2 separate regions of the Homo sapiens genome follow, and region 2 is linked to region 1. A link is an interaction called in ENCODE POLR2A ChIA-PET data of the cell type or tissue named here. Cell type or tissue: Panc1. All regions are shown on one strand. Each heading gives the region's core, and the rest is flanking DNA. Links, peaks and the distances in the headings are about the cores only.

The links. ChIA-PET counts read pairs that join two places held together with the same protein. Peaks named below come from ENCODE experiments on the same cell type or tissue, not always from the same donor. Only the 100,000 strongest peaks of a DNase experiment are listed, where the experiment ranks them.
Region 2: POLR2A ChIA-PET joins it to region 1 with 7 read pairs; 2 of 35 experiments call an interaction of 5 or more read pairs at or near these places.

What each region holds. Positions count from the first base shown.
Region 1 is chr18:58,182,678-58,190,762 of GRCh38, forward strand. All of the region lies in intron 2 of NEDD4L (NEDD4 like E3 ubiquitin protein ligase), which reads left to right. It overlaps LOC105372143 (a long non-coding RNA gene), which reads right to left. Exons shown (of 3, transcript NR_188086.1): 3 at 7,157-7,282. Among named protein-coding and RNA genes, the nearest start is that of NEDD4L, 140 kb to the left of the region's middle. In Panc1, for the core only: no CTCF peak of the experiment used is centred there; DNase peaks (open chromatin) are centred at 2,374 and 3,964; H3K4me3 peaks cover 556 bases; H3K27ac peaks cover 2,195 bases.
Region 2 is chr18:58,344,922-58,353,006 of GRCh38, forward strand. NEDD4L (NEDD4 like E3 ubiquitin protein ligase) reads left to right here. Exons shown (of 31, transcript NM_001144967.3): 17 at 4,616-4,693; 18 at 6,070-6,124. Among named protein-coding and RNA genes, the nearest start is that of MIR122HG, 97 kb to the right of the region's middle. RefSeq lists a silencer at 196-490 and an enhancer at 4,993-5,052. In Panc1, for the core only: no CTCF peak of the experiment used is centred there; no DNase peak of the experiment used is centred there.

The DNA.
Region 1 (8,085 bases), core at 1,937-6,936:
CACCATGTTGCCCAGAGTGGTCTCAAACTCCTGTCCTCAAGTGATCTACCCACCTTGGCCTCCCAAAGTGCTGGGATTACAGGCGTGAGCCACTGCGCCTGGCCTGTGCCTTGGTTTCTCAGATATTTCTGCCCCTGTAGTGTTCTATGCACTATGCAGGGAGGTCCTGACTGCTCAGAGCTTAAATTCTGCATTCCTTTATTTTAAGTGTTTGGCCAACTGCAGAGGAAGGTACCTTGAAAGATACTCCCTCTCCTCCCTCACTGCTGGGTCCCCTGTCATAGGAGACCTGGCCTGAGGAGGCTTCTTCCTGGTAACCTGGGTTGTCACTGGGACCACATCTTCCCATAAGAATAATGCTTCAGGTTGTATGGGAGAAGTGTCTGACAGCAGTAACTTCAGCACACCCTGAGAATGGCCCTTATGGCAGACACACCGGACAGCAGTCACTGAAGAAATGAGGGTTGCCACATGGAGGTTGCTGGGAGGAGGGTGCTAAGTGAAGGTGCTGTATAAGCTGCATGCTTTTTACAAGCAGTTGAAGTTCTGCTGTCCAGCCCAGAGCCACTGGGCCACCCTATAAATAAGTTCCTCCAAATAAACCCTGTGCCTTGTTTGTTAGCTCTGGGTCTCTTCTTTGGCTTCTTCAACTTGGTGCTGTCCCTGTTGAAGTTAATACGGGTTTGGCACAACACAGGAGTAGACGGTTACCTGTACCCTGCCAGCTGTCCTTGCTACAAACATTTGCCCAGAGAGTGGCATTTGTGCCGGTTCTTAAAGTGTTTCTTGAGCTGCACATTAATAGGCCATGTCCTCTTTCAACCTGCCCTCTGGCTAGGTAGAACAAACACTCTTCACCTGGGCTCTGAGCCAGCTGCTCACCTGCAGCACCCCCCTCCTTGGAGATAGCTTTTCATGTTGCATCTTACCGAGTTGATTGAGTATTCACTTCGAAGCTCCATGCTGCACGCATGGGCCTGTAAATAGCTTTTTCGTGCACTTGTGGGTGTCATTTCAGATCGCTTCATCGGATTTCAGTTACCCAAGTTTTTACTTGGTTCACCGTAAGTTTGCAAAAAAGACTTTTTGTTATCCTGAACATTGCAGGTGGAAACATGATTAATTTTGAATTATTTTTGTTTAACTTCTACCCTCTTTCCTATTTACAGCCTATTTTGTTTATTTTAACTTCCGCTGTTAAGACTTCTAAGGCCAGGCATGGTGGCTCACGCCTGTAATCCCAGCACTTTGGGAGGCCAAGGCGGGCGGATCATGAGGTCAGGAGATCAAGGCCATCCTGGCTAACATGGTGAAACCCCGTCTCTACTAAAAATAGAGAAAATTAGCCAGGCGTGGTGGCGGGTGCCTGTAGTCCCAGCTACTCAGGAGGCTGAGGCAGGAGAATGGCGAGAACCTGGGAGGTGGAGGTTGCAGTGACCCGAGATCGCGCCCCATTACTTAAAGGAAGTGGGCTTGTGTTTTGTGGCCTTAAGGATGTAATCTGTTGGTAGGAGGGAATGAGGGTGTCCTGGTAGGGGTGTCTGGCTTTAGTGTCACCATTCTTTTAGGAATTGCCATGTTGTGGGGTCACGTCTTGTAGGAGAAACGTTCTGAAGTCATGGGATTCTCTACCCTCCTCTCCTGCTCTTGGTTTCCACCAGCAGCCTGCTTGGTGTGGTTTTGAAATGGAGCAGAGATGGTTTTGATGAGCCTCACTGGAGGTGCTGCTGAGATTACCGAGAGGCCTTGCTGGGCACCTGGAGTCAATCATGCCGGGCACTAGCATCCGTCATCTTAGGAGGTAGGGATTATTATCCTACCTCCTAAGCCATCCCTGGAGTGGTGGCTTGGAGAAGTTTTCCAGAGAAACCGATCAGTTCATAAAGTTTCTGTAAAGGATTAACACAGTGTAGTCCAGAAATGTTTGTTCATGAAGTCTTGGTTTTTGGGTTTAAGAAAGTGTTCTCCTGTCTGGGCGTGGTGGCTCACGCTTGTAATCCCAGCACTTTGGGAGGCTGAGGTAGGCGGATCACGTGGTCAGGAGATCGAGACCATCCTGGCTAACACGGTGAAACCCCGTCTCTACTAAAAATACAAAAAATTAGCTGGGCATGGCGGCGGGCGCCTGTAGTCCCAGCTACTTGGGAGGCTGAAGCAGGAGAATGGCGTGAACGCAGGAGGTGGAGCTTGCAGGGAGCCGAGATGGCACCACTGCACTCCAGCCTGGGCGACAGAGCGAGACTCCATCTCAAAAAAAAAAAAGAAAAGAAAAGAAAGTGTTCTCCTAAGTGCTGCTCACCCTTTTTCCCAAACAGGACCTAACCCTGCGAGGGAGGGTGAATTAGGCCATTTGTTTACAGTTTCATCAGCACCAGGCGTGCACGGCGTTAGTCATGGTCCTTGCTCTCAAGGCACTGTACTTGTAGCAGCAGTATGGTGCAAATGTGCAGCTGAACAGTGGGCACAGGTTCCTGGTTAGCATTTAGTGCCACAGGAATGACAGGGAGGTCTTAATTGTGATCGGACCGTGGGAGCTGGATTACCCCAGACTGTAGCTCACTTCCCTGTAAGCTTTTGGTAGGGAGCTTGGAATTAGCACCATTAGTAGAAACAGATTTCAAAGGGAATGGTACCTGTTCCGTATGAAACACTTTAAAACTCCCGGTGTCCACACGTCTTTAAAAAAGAGGCTTAAAGCAGTTTCATTTCATCAACCCCAAACTGGAGAAGCTATGAATGACCACACTGATGAATATGTCCTAAAATATATGTATATTATATAAAGTGTAAAAACAGACAAGCAGGAACATACTACCAGTTTCTATCACAGCTACCCTTAAACTATCATTGGAGGGCAATTAAGTGGGTACAACCTCTAGCTATTTGGAAATATGTATAAAAATGACAAATGCCTGGTTGGGTGCTGTGGCTCACGCCTGTAATCCCAACACTTTGGGAGGCCTAGGCGGGTGGATCACCTGAGGTCAGGAGTTCGAGACCAGCCTGGCCAACATAGTGAAACCCCATCTCTACTAAAAATACAAAATTAGCCGGGTGTGGTGGTGCATGCCTGTAATCCCAGCTACTCGGGAGGCTGAGGCAGGAGAACCGCTTGAACCCAGGAGGCAGAGGTTGCAGTGAGCCAAGATCGCGCCATTGCACTCCAGGCTGGGCAAAAAGAGCAAAACTCTGTCTCAAAAAAAAAAAATTAAAATTAAAATTAAAAAGTAAAATAAAATGATGAATGCCTGTACTCTTAGACCCAGCACTCCCAGTTCTGCCAGTTCATGCAGCAGATACATATGCACACGTACAGAGAAGGATGCAACAGATACATATGCACACGCATACAGAGAAGGATACGTATGCACACGCGCACAGAGAAGGATACATATGCACACGCACACAGAGAAGGATACGTATGCACACGGGAACAGAGAAGGATGCACAAGAACATACATTCCCTAGTTGACGGAGTCGCAGATTAGAAACAACAGAAAAGCGTCCATTAAACAACAGTTTGAACCTGTGTTGAGATATCAGCATCCCTTCTCCTTCTCTCCCCCACTCCCTCTGCCCTCTGCAGGTTTTATTCTCAGCCTGATTTTCTCCATTGGATGTCAGCCCTAGGCTGGCATTTGCAGAGAGAGATGGTGGCTCCTGCAGAGCTTACGGCCTGTATTTTATTGGGCTGTGTTGAGTTACCCCTGATGTGAGCAGGAGAATGGGATGTTCTGTAAATTGGCCTCTAGCCCATCGTGAATTCATATTTTTTTTATAATGTGTGAGTCACACTCCCTTCTGTCTTCATTTCCTTTTCACACTCCCAGCAGATCATTCTCTCTATTCTGATTGGCATTTTATACATGAGGCAGCAGAGGCTGAGACCTACTGTATTTTGAGACACTGTAGCTTTATATGGCATAATTAAATCATAGTCATCAATCACTCTTAGGAGGTAAGGATTATTATTGGCATTTTCCAGATGAGAAAAATGGAGGATGAGAAAGGTTAGGCATCTTGCTGAAGTCACAGCAGACTTAAGTGCCGGAGTTGGAGCTGCATTCCGGTATGCTTGCATAGACTCTCTTCTCATGCTCACTGCACGCCAGTCACCTGGTATGCTGAGGCCCTGCCTCCAGGCCTTCTGATTCAGCTGGTCTGCAGCCCTGGCATTTCCAGCTCCTCAGGTGATTGGAATGAAAGCCAGAGCTGGGAGCCACTGGTCTACACCACCAGTAAATGATCGGGTTCTCACTTGATCATTTAATTAAGAATCTTGGTTTTCTGCTTTCAGTCTGAGAACTCTTGTTCATGCTCTCAGGCATGTCTTCACGCAGGAAAGTGATCTTTGAAATTAATAGGTGCTTGGAAAGCCTTTAAGCAGCAGGCAGTGGAGAAGGCCACTCAGTAGGAAGGGCCGAGCATGAAGCCTAGTGCACAGGCTTTTCAAGACCCCACGGAGGGTCTTCAGAAAAATGGGTTTCCTTTGTCTCCGTGGCTTCCAGTCTTTGTTGGCCAGCAGTTGTCTGCTTCAAATGAGCTGGCTCTAGAGGGGCCTGGAGAACCCAGAAAAACTTTGTGACAACCTGACAAGTTTGTGTTAATCTTCTGGGCATTGGCTTTCTGCACTTATTGCTCACTGAATCACTGAACCAGGCAGGTGGGGTACTGGAGGGCAGGGGATGGGTAAGAAGGGCAGCCTTTGGAAGGAAAATCAGCAGAGGGCAGGGACCGGGGAAGAAGGAGTAAGAAGGGAAACCCTTTTCTTAGGTTCTTATAAATCAGAAGAGCAATAAAGAAAAAATTTAAATCTAAAAAATACATGATTAGGATTTAAATCCAGTATGCTTCACTACATATAAACCTTTGACTTAATATTTTCTGTAGTAGATGAAAATAGGACTTTTTTTGTTTCCCTTCTCTTCACATGGTATTGAGTTTTTTTGTGTTCTGAATACGTGTTAAGATTAATTATGAAAATCAAATTACCAGATACTTGAAATATAAAATTAGTAATATTCAAAGACGATTAAATGCACGATTTCCTTTTCTCATAAAAAAAGAAGCAGACGGAACTTGTATTCTGAAAGCAAATATGGAAATCACATTAAACATCAGAAAATCCTCACCACCGCCCCCCACCCCCATGTGCATTTCATTTCTCTTTGGTCTGAGTTCAAGGGAGAGAGAATATGAATGTGCTGCTAGCTCAGGAAGCTTCAGTTCTAACTTTCTAAAGAGCTGGGAATGTGCTTGAGTCTCTGTTATCTCTTGTTTGCATTTTTCGCTACTTTGCCTCCATTTGATCCAGGGAAAACTTCATGGTAGGGATGTGAGATGTATTTTGAGGGCTAAAAGAAAGGAGTTTGAACAAAAGCAGGACAGTGTTCCGAATGTGGAAGCAAAGAGTCCTTCCAAGGGGATGTGCGGCCAACGCCTCTGTTCAGCGATAGTCCAGCTGAGACCAGGACCTGTGCCTGATGCCCAGGCCACCCCACAGGACGGTCCTCCAGCACCTCATTTCTCCTTTCATCAGACACCTCTTCACTGGCCTACTGGGAGAAAACGGAGATGAGTGAAAATGTGCATACAGAACATAGGGCTCAAAGGGACCCTAGCACCAGTGGTGCTCAAGCCTGTCCCAGCATTAGCGTCACCTGGGAGCTCCAAAAACATATTGTTGCCAAGACTCAGTCCAAAGCAAGTGACTTCCTTGGCCTGGAGTGAGATGTGGGTGGCCAGGGTCAGGAACCACCGAGTGGGTCCACCTCTGCAGACTGGGAAACAGAGTCTGGGAGGCTGCTTGTTCCCTCAAGGACCTGAAGTGACATGGGGAGGCAGGACTAGCCTTGGGGCTCCTAATTCTGTCCTGGCCTGTATTCCAGTGTGCCGTGGGGCACGTCCAATTTGAATCTGGCCCCAGTACACTCTCAAGCCCTGTGTTGCTCTGGTCCCACAGCTTCTGCCCTTGACTTTCCATATAACAGCACATTGGTGGCCAGGGCTTTGCACTAACCTACCTGCCTCCAACATTGTTTTTGAATAATGGAAGCTAAGCAGATGCATATTAATGCCTGCATTATGGAGAAGACTGTCTCTTCACAAGTAATCTGTAGTTGTTAGTCTTGAAAGTGGGTTAATTCATTGTCTTTCTAGAGAAAATGATTGCATGGCCTAATAGTCTTCCAGTTAGTCTGTGTGGCAAGGTAGAAGCCAGGAGTGGATTCTTAGCTCCTGTTGAGTGCTGCTGTCCTGAATCAGAGATCTTCTCTCCCGGGCCACTTTGTCATGAGCAGGATTTTGAACCAAGACCTTTTCTTCACCTGTCTCGGGGGCCCTCACCGTGGGCTTTGTGATCCCCTGACAGCTCCAAAAGCCTTTATCCTCATCCAATATCTGGTGAACAGCTGACACCTCCTGGGAATCTTTAAAATTGTTCTCTAAAGAAACCATTCTGCTGCAAGTACCTATTTTTAGACTTTATAAAGCCCACGTCAGGTTGTCGCTGCCTTTCTCTCTGTCTGCTAAGCCTGCTGTTTGAAAGGCAGCAACAGGATCTTTTGTCTTTAAAAGTTCAGCCCCAGCTGGTGCATTCCCCACTTGAACTCCATAGCCCTGGTGTGCTCTGGGGTACGTCTCTTCCAAAACCCAAACCACAGGCAGTGACCTTTACACCCCAGGAGTTGAAATAATACACCTGGAGGAAGAAAATAACTTACAAACAATGAGCCTAGAGTATAAATGGCTATGTTTTAAAACCCTCGATTTTCCTTGGGCGTATTTAACCTGTACAGCTAGACTGTTGTGAGTTTTGGGCTCTCTAGGGGGCTGTCCAAGTTCAGAACAAGTGCATCTGCTGGCAGCCAGCTTAAGGAGTTAGCAGCCCTCAATTCCAATAACGAACGTGTAAATCAGAATTCAGGTGTGTTGAAGTGGGGCCTTGCACACATCCTGGTCAGCCCAGGGTGATTTCCTCTCTGGCCAGTGGTTTTGGCTTTTTTCTTCACATGAACTCGTCTGTTGTAACTAATGGTCACTGAGTGACTTCAGAGGTAGTGATAGCTCATAGTGAAGCCCGTGACCCACAGCGGTGGGCACACCTCGATCCCTTCTCCTTTTCCTCCATCCCCACCTTTCTCTCCTTACTTCATCCCTTCCTCTTTCCACATTGGGTCATCCAGCAGAAGTCAAGTATCTTCTATTTCATATCTTTATTGAATAAGAGTTTTACGATCCATGTTATTGAAGTAGGTAAATGGAATCTCTTATGTGGAATTCTCTAAAAAAGAATCAAAACTCCAGTCAAACCAAACCAAGTATTCCAAATCGTTTTTAGGGAAAAAAGATATAATTAGAAAAGACTGGAGAGGGTATGCAAACTATTAACATTATGTTAGGGTGGTAGGAGTATAAGTTATATTTGCTTTTTCTGAATTTCTAAATTTTCTTCAATTAACATATTGTTCAAAGTATCAAATACATAGAAGGAAGAGTGTGCATGCCTGTTATCTAGCAAACACACTTCATGCAAAGAAACTCTCCTAAGGAAGTATGAAGTTATATTTTATCCTTATCTATCCAAAGAGAGTGTGTGTGTGTCATATACCTAAAGAATTAGTTATTAAGATGAAGCATTGCTTATAATGAAAAAGTTGAAGCACCCTAAATTAGCTTAATAATGGTATATCTTTATAATGGAATAGTATAAAGCCATTAGAAATGATGTTACAGATAAGTATTTAATGTTATGGAAACATTTTATAACATAGAATGAAAAGTAAATTGTAGATTGGTTTGTATAATTTGATCTCATCTTAGGAAACACATAATACAGAAATATAGATGAAGGTCTGAAGGGTATTAATGCCCTAATGTATTAGTAGCATTACCTCAGAGAAGCAGGCTCATGAGTGTTTATTTTCTTTTCTTCTAACTAAGTATGTATATGTGTAAGTGTGTCTGTATACAGGAGATGTACATACACTTTTCTTGTGAAGAATCTGTATTGCATTTACTACTGGAAGGGTTTATTTTAGATTTAGATATTAAAGTTACCTCTTTGAGTGAGAACCTATGATTTAT
Region 2 (8,085 bases), core at 1,659-6,658, 160 kb after region 1:
AACTAGCTTGGTAATCAAATCCCCTAACCTTTTCACAGCCTTTCAAGCCACAACAACAGTGTAATTGCAGCTGGGCAGATTGTATTTTAAATTAAACAGCACTCGCTTTATTTATTGCTTGCAACATTGCTGAATGAAACCCATTTTTACTTTCCAGTTGCGCCTGTTTACCCAGATACTTGTTATTGACTAATTTACTGATTTAAAATCATAATCTGTTAGAACAACGTTTTGTTGCTGCTGCTAGTGTGGGAAATCCTCAAGGTAACAACTGGAAATTCCACAAGCTACTCCCCTTCTTAAGCGAATTCAGATGTGCTGACACAGCTGCGCTATCGCTTCTAAACAAAGGCCTAGGCAGGATTTTCCCTGCGGAAGACACACTCTAAATTGCCTGTTCATTTTGACAAAAGATGAAGAGCCGGAGGGAAGCATGAAGATAATTTGCAACTTAAAAATCTGTTTTGAGTTGGTTTTAGGGTTTGCTTTGTTTTTTATTTTTGAAAGAAGAAGAGAACAAATGAGAGAACAGCATAGCTATTCTTAGATTTGAGCATTAGAATAGAAAAAGGAAAAAAACTGGTAGGACAGGTTGAAAATGATGAAAATAACACTCCTTCCCCCATCGGCCTGGGCACTGTTGATTCTTACACCAACCAGAAGCCTGAAAAGTATCAGGACATTTCCCCTCTATACATTGAGAAATTAAAAAATTTATTGAAATATGTCATGAAAGATGACCTTTTACACACACACAGATACTGAAGGCAGTATGCCATCAGTATTTGGATAAAGTTTGGCCTCATTCTCTTTTTTTTAATTATTATTTTTTTTGTTTTTGAGACGGAGTCTCACTCTTGCCCAGGCTGGAGTGTAATGGCACAATCTCAGCTCAGTGCAACCTCTGTCTCCCGGGTTCATGCGATTCTCTTGCCTCAGCCTCCTGAGTAGCTGGGATTACAGGCACATGCCACCACACCAGCTAATTTTTGTTGTTTTTTGTTTTTTGTTTTTTTTAGCACAGACAGGGTTTCACCATGTTGGCTAGGCTGGTCTCGAACTCCTGACCTCAAGTGATCCTGCCGCTTCGGCCTCCCAAAGTGCTGGGATTATGGGCATGAGACACCCTGCCAGGCCAAGTTTAGCTTCATTCAAAGAAAGAAAGAAAGATTGGCTTTGTTCCCCGCCTGGGTCAGGCCTTTCAGGGAATGCATGCTGGAGACCAGGGGCTTGGGAGGGATGTACCAAGGAGGGATGTTCCATCCTCAGCAGCTCAGAGCACGTGTATACGGGTTGAGTATCCCTAGTTTAAAGATTCAAAATCCAAAATGATCCAAAGTCTGAAACCTTGTAAGCACTGACATGACACTCAAGCAATAAATGCTTATTGGAGCATTTCAGATTCTCAGATTAGGGATGCTGAAGTGGTAAGTATAACTGCAAATATTTTGAAATTCAAAGCCCCTCTGGTCCCCAAGCATTATGGGTGAGGGATGTTCAACGCATATTAGTATATTTGTGCCTTTCACAGGATGAAGCATGGGCTTGCTTTTGTAGCAAGAAAGATTACACCCTAGTTAAGTTGCAGGTTTGTTTTCCATCCAAGTTCAAACTAATGAAACTTATTACTCTAGGTGTGGTTGCTGGTCTCTTCCAGGATGGAAAAGATAAAGAAAAAAGGCACTTTTTTTTAATCCCTGTGTTTTATATATTTTGAATTAGGAAAGCCCTTTTTAAAAAGATACTGCTCTTTGCATCCTGTTTAAAAACACTTTGAACTTGATGGAGGGAAGCAATTTTATATTACACATGAAAGAGTTCCCGTTATGAAACTGAAGAAAGGAAGAAACAACCAGGCACACTTTATGCGTTGGATCATTTATTTTCATTGCATCAGAGCCCTCGTTAGTATTCCACTTTCTCATCAGCTCTGAAGTTGTCCATAACTAATAGAGAGCCTTGACCGCCACTTCATGTGCCCTGGCAACTAAGGAGAGATGCCTGCCTCCTTGAGTGGCTCGGTGGGAGTCAGGGCTTGAGGGTGACCACTAGCCTTAGCCCTCAGAGCTGATTCATGGCAGCTGCTGCCATTATTTTTATTATTTTTGATAAAATAATATTATAAGCCTCAAGGCCTCTGGCCCTCACAGTCTATGAAGTCTAGGTTTCCATGCAAGGCCACTTTAGCAGATCTTTGAAATTCGGTTGACTTTATACTTCATGCTCTGCCCCTCACTGCCTCCCTGACACTTTTCTCTAATTTCAGCTTCTTTTCACGCTACGGCCCCCCCCGCCCCCCCCCCCCCTTTAAATCACCAGCCTTTTACCAATAGGGCTGATTGTCTTTCACGGTAGCCTACATGTGATTCCAAGGTCAGGCTGGCCTTGTGTGTAGCATTCAGAAGCCCTGCCCTCTTTCATGTAATAGCAGTCCTCAGCTTTCTCTAAATCTGGCATGGTCATAGGCTAGGTGGAAGCCCAAGGGTCCCCCGCTGGTTGTGGCGTTACCTGGTCCGGATCAGAGTTAGCATTGAGTGGGTAGCTTTTGAGAAATTCAGTGCTTTCAGTTTTTCCTCTGTCTGTAGTTAACCAGTCATGAATGTTTACCAGATTATCAGCTTCTTGGACCTTCTCAATCCTAAATCAGCTTAGCATATTTCTTTATGTTCTGTGTATGTCAGTGTACTGCAGAATACTGGATTATTTTGTGCCTCTGCTTAGCCTTTTAAAAAAATATATTGGGTTCAGGGTCAATATGCATCACAAACTGCTAACAGGATTTCTTTCTTCATTTAAAAGTTCACCTAGCTAGCAAGAAGCAAGGGTTGATTTTTGTTGTTCGTGGTCTTTTTTGATTCTTGCCAGTTCCCAAGATCTATGATTATGATTCAGTGATACTATGACTTACACGGTTGACTTGGGAAGCAGAAAAATCTAGTAATTTGGCAGCAGCAAAGGCCCTATTATAAAATTGAATGAAGCTGATATCAAATGTCTTCACAGTTTACTTTTTTTAATCTTAAGCTTATTTGGTTGATAGTGGTTTTTTTTTTGAGTATAAAGATATGGATTCTCCTTTTTATGTTTTTGGAGGCAAGACTCACTGCATCACCCAGGCTGGAGTACAATGGCACAATCACAGTTTACGGCTCACTGCAGCCTTGACCTCCTAGGCTCAGGTGATCCTCCCACCTCAGCCTTTCAGGTAGCTAAGGCAGGCATGCACCACCACACTCAGCTAACTTTTTGTGTTTTTTGCAGAGATATGGTTTTGCTTTGTTGCCCAGGATGGTCTCGAACTCCTGGGCTCAAGCAGTCCTCCCGCCTTGGCCTCCCAAAGTGCTGAGATTACAAGTGTGAGCCACTGCATCTGGCCTTACACTGCATTTCTTTTTCTTTTTTTTCTTTTTTTTTTTTTTTTTTTTTTTGAGACGGAGTCTCACTCTGTTGCCCAGCCTGGAGTTCAGTGGCACAATCTCGGCTCACTGCAACCTCTACTTTCCGGGTTCAAGCAATTCTCCTAACTCAGCCTCCCGAGTAGCTGGGACTACAGGCACACACCACACCCGGGAAATTTTTGTATTTTTAGTAGGAACGGAGTTTCACCATGTTGGCCAGGCTGGTCTCAAACTCCTGACCTCCTCAGCCTCCCAAAGTGCTGGGATTACAGGCATGAGCCATCGTGCCCGGCCTACACTGCATTTTAACTGGGTCTACATAAGTGAGAGTCAGCTCCTGGACTCTGGGTCATAATCTTTGGGCAACTTCCTGTTCTCTCTGAAACTCCATTTCCTCATCTAAAGAAACAGACCATGTGCCCAACCTCCTACCAAGGGTCTGTTGCAGGATTTTACATCTGACCATGCCTCATAAATCATGCAGCCTGACCCAGGTTGTCAGAGTACATATTTCTCTTTTGTTGATTCTCTGTGGTATCTTATGAAGCTTATGCTTTAAGAAAAAAATTTTGTAAACGTTTAAATATTAAGACATAAATGAGAACTTAATCTGCAGAACTTGGTCAAGAATCTCAGTAAAGTTGTATCATAACTTTGTGAGTTTGCCTGATGAAAGCGACTCTCCCTGGAGTAGCCACGTGACTTCACAGACCAGATTGACATTCTCTGCTGAGTTCAGAAGGAGTGGAGGGGAGCACAAGTGCTGGAGGAGGGTGTGGCAGGGAGGCCTATTCCCTAACGTGTTAGGCTGGCTCCCCTCACCGGGAGCTCGGGACCCATGGAGAGATTTCGAAACCGTTGTCCCCACTCCCTCTTTGTGCCACATTCACTGGCACCCTCCATTCTGGTTTCCCTAGTAACATCACTGCTGGGACTCTCTTCCCCTTCCCCTTCTCAAGGTCTCAGGGAAATGGTTAACCTTTCATGTAAATATTCTTACTCTCCTCTCTCCACCAAGCACAAGAAGGAAGAGTACAGTCTGTCTCGAGAGACAGTCAGCCAGGCTTCCTGTACAAAACAGAGATGGGACCCATCTCACGCTCCAGGCATGGACAGCCTGGTTGCCTTGAAACAAACAGCTCAAGAAGAAAAGCACCCAGTAACTGCACACAGATACTTCCACTTAGCATCTACTGTCTTTTACATTTTTCTTGCAGGAAGATCCACGTTTGAAATTTCCAGTACATATGCGGTCAAAGACATCTTTAAACCCCAATGACCTTGGCCCCCTTCCTGTGAGTACACTGGAGACACATGGAATGGTCTGAATATGTGTGTTCCTTTATCCGCTCAATGTTGATGGAGAGGCCCTGTGGACCTTCTCTATCTCCAGGCTTTGTGGATCTCATTGGTTTGTGTTTCTTAACAGAATTGGGTGTTTAGCTGAATTGTAGTCATACATTATAGTTCATGTGATATCCAGTACTTATGAAAGAGGTTTCTGAATTGCTAGCTTCTAGCAGAAGATAGACCTTGTACACAGGATGTTCAAGAGACGTTCTCTGCAGGTGACAATTTAAGTGGCACTCATTCATTTTGTAACTTAGCAACCACTGAGTTTCAGTCATATTGCTGATTAAGTCATCAGAACAAAAATAATGAAAATAGTATGGGAGAAGAAGGCCTAATTAATCATAGAAAGTTTCTATAAGTCATTTAACCTGCAGATTTTTAAAGTTTTTTTCTCCCTTGTTGGTGACGGCTCAGTAGGAGTTGAGCTATATACTTAAAATTGGATTTTGAATGAAACCTTCACATACATCCTCCTCAACAACTCACTCTCAGTTTGAAAAAGCCGTAGGGGGTGACAGGGCAGTGGTTGGACTCCAAGGCTATTTTTAAATGGGAATTTTTGTTGTTGTTTTCCAAGTGTAAGAACCTTTTTGTTGCCTGGTATATTAGGGCAACATTGGAGGCTGCGAAGGTTAAGGTTCAATCATTATTCATTAGGTTATACAGGTATCCCACACCAAATCTGTTTGGTTCCTGGGTTCAAATAGAAAGAACCAGAGAGTTAGTTTAGAAAACAAAAGAAAGCATTTTTTTCTGAATCTGTTGGATTCCTGAGGTTCAGATAGCAAATATGGATAGTTCAGATAATGAGGGCATACCAGCTTTATCTTGAAAAAATTCTCCAAATCTGTTTAGTTCCTGAGCTTGACTAGCAAAAGTTCATGGTGGATAATACCAATATTAGATCATCAACTGCCTGGACAACACAAATACAGTTAACCATGTCTAACATTTTTATATTAACCCCCTCTTCCTTTCCTTTAGTACTCAGTATTTATTTAATTAAATGGTACTCAACTTCAAACTCCACTGTTCCATGGAATGCTGCGGTTTCCCTTTGAAGCTTTTGAGCTAGCAGCCCATTTCCGGTTCTTCATACAGTCAGCGCATCTGAGACCTGAGCATGTGATAAAGCGTGTTGCTAGACATGGTCAAGAGTTAACTTGAAATGTTCATATTTAGTTCACGCTCAATGCATAAATGTACCCTAGCAGAAAAGAGTACAGAGGTGTTCTATAGTTTTTAAATGTTGCCTTTGATTTCAGAACTCCTAGCTAATGTTTATATTTTCTCTCTCCCTTCCTTCCCCGGATACTAGCCTGGCTGGGAAGAAAGAATTCACTTGGATGGCCGAACGTTTTATATTGATCATAGTAAGTAGGCGCTGTTATGGACACACAGGTGTTGTGGGTTAGAGGGAAGGAGTAATTCAAACATCATAGTGAAAGCTTTGTCATTTTACTCTTTATCTAGGCAGCCAGGTGTTATGTGGAGAAAATGATACCAGAGAATCAGTGCCTTCATACGGTACTGTGCATTCACCCCAAGTTTGCTTAAAGTAGCCCATCAAACTTTCACCCAATCTGATCTTGTGACCTATTAACGTGTTTTTTTTTGTTGTTGAATTTTTAAACCACATTTTGATTGTTGATCCCTTGACTTTTGCACATTTAATAAATACACTCTGGTAATAGAAAATAAGATTAGAAATGATGATTTAGTCAAAAATCTGTGAACAGTGCTTGAAGCAGCATGTAAGTTTTTTAGACACTGCCTTCAAGGGTCCTATGGCAGGATGCCCGCTCTGACCTTATTTTCTATTCACGGCATGTTTCCTTGCACCCACAACACTAATATATATGTATTTTCTGGAAATTGTAGTATATTTGCTATAGACATTTGCTCCAGCACCTATGAAAAAATGTGTGGTTTCTCATTCCAACTAAAAGTTCAACTAATAAAAGTTTGCTTTTTAGCCAGTGGGATTTTTTTTTTCTCATTCTTTTTGGAGGTGCCATGTTCTTCATGGAATCATATTTCTATGTCCCTTAAATTTTCTGAAAAAGTATATTAAAAAGAAGCCTTCAAATAGATGTAAAGTTTCAACCATGAGTGCAATTTGGTAGTATCTTGGTCTTTGCTTTCATTTGGTTCATGAACAGAAAGTTAGGGTTTCCCTGGCTTCACAATTTCATAACTAAACAAAAGCACGTTGATGAGCCACCTGCTGAGAAGTCTGGCCACAAGTAATCCTCACACGTATAGGACTGGTCACTATCTCATAGGCATAGTACGTTTTTCAGATGTTACTAGGAGGCAGAGACATTGTGAACAGAATTTCACTTTCAGGCCCTGGGGGTTGAGGGCTTATTATAAATGGAATTAAGCAAAAGTACCAGCAGTTTACAATTCAACTGAAAGTAGAAGTCCTAGGTGTATTTAGAAGAGTGAGCTACCCTTTGTTTAAACCAGATATTTCAAGGTGCAGAGACTTAGTTTTTGTCTTTTATCAAAAAATGGGCAGATTTGTCAACTGTCCAGAATTTCATAGTAAGCATAAAGTATTTTTCCTGCTTTCATGTATGTGTATGCCCTACTTTTTTCCTTAATATACTATTTATTTATTGTTTTAAGAGAATTTACTAAAATGAGAGAGAGGCCACACCTCTTTTTCCCATGAAAAACAAAATAATAGTTTCCGGCTTGGTGCAGTGGCTCACACCTGTAATCCCAGCACTTTGGGAGGCCGAGGTGGGAGGATCAGTTGAGGTCAGGAGTTCGAGATTAGCCTGGCCAACGTGATGAAACCCCGTCTCTACTAAAAATACAAGTAAAAACTAGCTGGGTGTGGTGGCGTGCACCTGCAATCCCAGCTACCCGGATGGCTGAGGCAGGAGAATCTCTTGAACCTGGGAGGTGGAGGTTGCGGTGAGACAAGATCATACCACTGCACTCCAGCCTGGGCAACAGAGGGAGGCTGTCTCAAAAAAAAAGAAAAAAGTTTCCTTTATAGTATTTTTTATACATCACAATCACAGTTTTAAGACAGGTGTGAATAATACTGATCATTTTACTAAAACAGGTCTTTACTGGTAACACATCCTGGTCTGTGACGCATGGAGAGCATTGCACACAATATTGTGACAGTTTTCTGGCTGGAGATGTGATGCTTAGGTCCCCCTAAAAAGAATGTTGTGAATGTGTTTCGTATACCGCAAGGAGCCAAAAACAGAAAAACACAATTACAAAGGGCTGTCGTAGCATGCGTTAAAATAGTGAAAATCACTGACTATTTCACTTGTGGTGTCATAGACCTAGTATGATACATAGCAGA